Linked DNA regions of Homo sapiens: region 2 is linked to region 1. Evidence: read pairs that join two places in POLR2A ChIA-PET (ENCODE). Cell type or tissue: GM12878. All regions are shown on one strand.

What was found. Peaks named below come from ENCODE experiments on the same cell type or tissue, not always from the same donor. Only the 100,000 strongest peaks of a DNase experiment are listed, where the experiment ranks them.
Region 2: POLR2A ChIA-PET joins it to region 1 with 6 read pairs; 4 of 35 experiments call an interaction of 5 or more read pairs at or near these places.

What each region holds. Positions count from the first base shown.
Region 1 is chr3:196,182,279-196,184,778 of GRCh38, reverse strand. No RefSeq gene overlaps it. Among named protein-coding and RNA genes, the nearest start is that of ZDHHC19, 28 kb to the left of the region's middle. RefSeq lists an enhancer at 1,264-1,353 and a cis regulatory region at 2,471-2,500. In GM12878, no CTCF peak of the experiment used is centred here; a DNase peak (open chromatin) is centred at 1,098; H3K27ac peaks cover 2,290 bases.
Region 2 is chr3:196,439,177-196,441,676 of GRCh38, reverse strand. No RefSeq gene overlaps it. Among named protein-coding and RNA genes, the nearest start is that of UBXN7, 8.0 kb to the right of the region's middle. RefSeq lists a silencer at 1,307-1,386. In GM12878, no CTCF peak of the experiment used is centred here; DNase peaks (open chromatin) are centred at 95, 776 and 1,456; H3K4me3 peaks cover 728 bases; H3K27ac peaks cover 2,374 bases.

The DNA of each region.
Region 1 (2,500 bases):
CCCACCCCATTCCCCGCCCAGAGGACTTTCTATTTTAATAGTTAAGCATTTATTTAATGAGTATTAGGAAAAAATAGAGCTAACTCAAAAGAGGCCTGGACTAGAATGGAAGGATTTGGAGACAGTTTATTTATTTATTTATTTATTTATTTATTTATTTATTTTATTATTATTATTATTTTAGAGATGAAGGGCTTGCTCCCAGGCCGGAATGTGAAGGAGAGACCATGGCTCCCTGCAGCCTCCACCTCCCAGGCTCAAGCCATCCTCCTGTCTCAGCCTCCAGAGCAACTAGGACTACAGGTGCACCACCCTGCCCAACTGATTTGTTTAATTTTAATTTTTTTGTAGAGAGGGGGTTTTCATCATGTTGCCCAGGCCAGTCTTGAACTCCTGGCCTCAAGCAATCCTTCCACTTTGACCTCCCAAAGTGCTGGAATTACAGGCCTAGGCCATTGTGCCTGGTCCTAGAGACAGGAGATTTTTGTTTTGTTTTGTTTTGTTTTGTTTTGTTTTTGATGGTGTCTTGCTCTGTCGCCCAGGCTGGAGTGCAGTGGCTCAATCTCGGCTCACTGCAACCTCCGCCTCCCGGGTTCAAGCCATTCTTTTGCCTCAGTCTCCTGAGTAGCTGGGATTACAGGCACCCGCCACCACGCCTGGCTAATTTTTGTATTTTTAGTAGAGACGGGGTTTCGCCATGTTGGCCAGGCTGGTCTCAAACTCCTGACCTCGTGATCCACCCGCCTCGGCCTCCCAAAGTGCTGGGATTACAGGCGTGAGCCACCACACCCAGCCAGGAGACAGGAGCTTTTCAAATGGATCCACTCAAAGGAACGAGAAGGGCTGCGTGTTGGATCTTTCGCAGATGCGCTGGGCTGTTCAGTGAAGCACTTGTTTATACAGTGAAGACTGATTGGGGATTGGCGGGTGAGGGATGGCAGCAGGGAGAACCAGGCCAACTCATGTCTGCAGAGGCCTGACAGGCTGGGCTGCCACAGGGTCCTCGAGTGCGGAGGAGGAGTAACATTTGCTCACAGGCTGAGGTTCTTTTAACCACAGGTTGGCCTGGAACTGGTCTCCTGTTACAGGCCTCTAACATGTAAGCCGGTGATAGGGAAGAAGGATTTGAGTCAAAGGAAAGCTATAAACTCCACAACTACACACACCCGCCCAGACACAGACACAGTCCTCACCACAACCGCCCAGCACACACCGCCACGAATGCTGGACCTTCCTACTGAGGCAGGTGTTTGTCCCGGGGCCTCTTTTAGAACACACAGGGTGTGTTGGAGTGACTCATTGTTCTGTCCTGTCCCTCTGCCTTTGTTCTATTGTCACCCATAAATTTTTTTTTTTTTTTTGAGACAGAGTCTCGCCCTGTCGCCTAGGCTGGAGTGCAGTGGCATGATCTCGGCTCACTGCAACCTCCGCCTCCTGGGTTCACGCCATTCTCCTGCCTCAGCCTCCCAAGTAGCTGGGACTACAGGCATGTGCTACCACGCCCAGCTAATTTTTGTATTTTTAGTAGAGACGGGGTTTCACCGTATTAGCCAGGATGGTCTCGATCTCCTGACCTCGTGATCCACCTGCCTCGGCCTCCCAAAGTGCTGGGGTTACAGGCGTGAGCCACCGTGCCTGGCCATGTCACCCATAAAGTTTAATAGCATGAAGTTTCATATGAGCCTGTGGTTGCCAGAGATGTAAACATTGGTTCAAATAAAACTAACAAAGGTGCACTTGTTTGTTTGTTTGTTTTGAGGCTAAGTCTCGCTCTGTCATCCAGACTAGAGTGTGTAGTGGTGCGATCTCGGCTCACTGCAACCTCTGCCTCCCGGGCTCAAGCAATTCTCCTGCCTCGGCCTCCCGAGTAGCTGGGATTACAGGTGCCCACGACCATGCCCAGCTAATTTTTGTATTTTAGTAGAGATGGGGTTTTGCCATGTTGGCCAGGCTGGTCTCGAACTCTTGGCCTCAAGTGATCTGCCTGCCTTGGCCTCCCAAAGTGCTGGGATTACAGATGTGAGCCACTGCGCCCGGCCTCTCATTTTCCCCATCTGTCTAGTAGGGTTGATTACTCCTGCCCCACCTGGTAGGATCCCACCTGTAATCTTAGCATGTTGAGAAGTCAAGGTGGGCGGATCACTTGAGCCCAGGAGTTTGAGGCCAGGCTGGACAACATGGAGAAACCCCATCTCTACCAAAAACACAAAAATTAGCCAGGCATTGAGTGCGTGCCTGGAGTCCCAGCTACTCAGGAGGCTGAGGTGGGAGGCTCACCTGAGCTCTGGAAGTTGAGGCTACAGTGAGCTGTGATTGCACCACTGCACTCCAGCCTGCCCGATGGCGTGAAATCCTGTCAGAAAAAACAAGAAACAAATAAACAAACAAACAAAAAAAAAAAAAAAAAAGGAAAGAAAAAGAAAAAAGAAGCTGAGGCTCAGGTAAGCTGCTCAGGCCACCAGACTAAGGCAGTTAAAGATGGCATCCAGACCCCTGAAAG
Region 2 (2,500 bases), 260 kb before region 1:
TGTTCATACAGAAACTTGTACATGAGTTTATAGTAGCTTTATTCATAATTGCCCCTAACGAGATAACCCAAATGCCCTTCAACTGGGGAATGGATAGACAGACTGGGATGCATCCTTATGATGGACTGATACTCAGCAATGAAAAGGAAAAAGATACAGACGCAGACACCGCCATGAGGAACTTTAAATGCATTATGCTAAGTGTAAGAAGCCAGACTCGAAAGGCTACTGCATTCTGTTTGACTCCATTTACATAACATTCTAGAAATAGCAAAAATCGTAGGAACAGAAAACCCTAACCCTAAACCAAAATATCAATTTTTAAATTTAATAGTGAGAGATAGATGTTTTCAGTGACTGACAGACTCATTCAGTACTTTCCTAGTATCAAGAAATCTGGAAAAGTTAAGTGTCAATCAGAAAGATTCTAGGTAAAGGTGGAATCAGAACGAAGGGAAGTGTGGGAATGTTTCACGGTGCTCATAGTGAAGCTTCATGAATGGAGCAGATTTTGTTAATTGCCTAATTAACATTCATTCCCCTCCTTCTTTCTCCTTAAAAGCACCAAACTTTGGGGAGGTATCCACCTTCCTCCACAAAGCCATATGCTTTACTACACCAGTTATGTTTATCTCACATCCCTTGGCAGAGACTGGTTTAGGAACAGAATTGTGACTCAATTCAGACTCAATTCAGACGAATTTTGAAGGAATGTCTCTCCCAGGAGACTTCTAGGAAATGTGTCCTTTCTCACAGAAGAGATGAGCTGATGCTTCTTCCTTTGCATGTCACTGTACCTGAATGTGATGCTTCAGACTACTGCAGCTGTCTTGCTACCAGCCTAGAACAAAGCTCAGACAGTCCTGGGAAAGTCAAGAGAATCAGAGGCAGAGCTGGAGCCCTGTGGTACCCAACACAGGCCCTACCCTAGCTCACCTTGCTATTTAAGCTAGCTAAATTTCGTTTTCCCGACATAACATCCAATACCCTAAACAACTTAATGCCTGTCCCACAATATAATATGTCTTTTTGGTGGTAGCGATATTGGCCCACCTGAGAAGTGCTGAAAAATAACTGAAATATTTTTATTCTTTGAACTTTTTTTTAAAATACTAATTGCTATGCACATCACCTCCCCAAACTTTCTGTCAATTCATTTTGTCTGGGTTCAAATCCCAGTTTCACTTCTTACATTACAGATGTTTCTTTTTTTAATTTTTTTTTGAGACAGTCTCACTCCGTTGCCCAGGCTGGAGTGCAGCGGCGAGATCTCAGTTCACTGCAACCTCTGCCTCCCAGGTTCTAGTGATTCTCATGCCTCAGCCTCCTGAGTAGCTGGGACTACAGGTATGTGCTACCATGCCCAGCTAGTTTTTGCATTTTTGGTAGAGACGGGGTTTCACCATGTTGGCCAGGCTGCTCTCAAACTCTAGGCCTCAAGGGACCCGCCTGCCTCAGCCTTCCAAAGTGCTGTGATAACAGGAGTGAACCACTGTGCCTGGCCAACAGATGTTTCTAATTTTAATGAAGTCAACTTTATTAGTCATTGCCCTTATGGTTTCTGATTTCGTGTCTTCTTTATAAAATCTTCCCCTTCCTCAAGCTGGACTTTCATGATCCACAACTTCAAGGCTGTCCAGTTATGTTGTGTTGTGTGGATGGCATTTCCTGGGATGCAGAGTGGACGGCATCCCCTTTAAGTTGTGCAAAGCAGTTCTATTAGAAATCACTAGAATAAGCCCCTATATTTTCTTGTGAAAGTTGTCAAGTTTCAGCCAGGTGCAGTGGCTCATGCCTGTAATCCCGGCACTTTGGGAGGCCGAGGTGGGCGGGGATCACCTGAGGTTGGGAGTTCAAGACCAGTCTGGCCAACATGGAGAAACCTGTCTCTGCTAAAAATACAAAATTAGCCAGGCATAGTGGCGCGTGTCTGTAATCCCAGCTACTCAGGAAGCTGAGGCGGGAGAATCACTTGAACCCAGGAGGCGGAGGTTGTGGTGAGCTGAGACTGCGCCGCTGCACTCCAGCCTGGGCGACGAGAGCCAAATTCCGTCCCCTCAACCCCCCCACCAAAAAAAAGAAAGTTGTCAAGTTTTGTTATTCTCATTTAAATCTTTCAGAAATATATAATGTATTTTTGTATCCGATTTGGGATTGGAACCCTGGGTCACAGTGCATCCCTTCCTCCATTGGTTAGTCATGCCACTTCTGCCGCACTGTCTGTATATATTCGTGTCTGTTTGTGGACTCTCTATTCTGTACTGGATTTGTTCACTCCCTATCAATACCACACAGTGTGAGTAGTCTTAGTTACTACACCTTTATAATAATTTTTTTTTTGAGACAGAGTCTTGTTCCTGTCACCCAGGCTAGAGTACAGTGGCTCAGTCTCGGCTCATTACAACTTCTGTCCCCCGGGCTCAAGCGATTCTCCTGCCTCAGCCTCCCAAGGAGCTGGCATTACAGGCACGTGCCAACCGCCCGCCCCCCCCCACCCAAG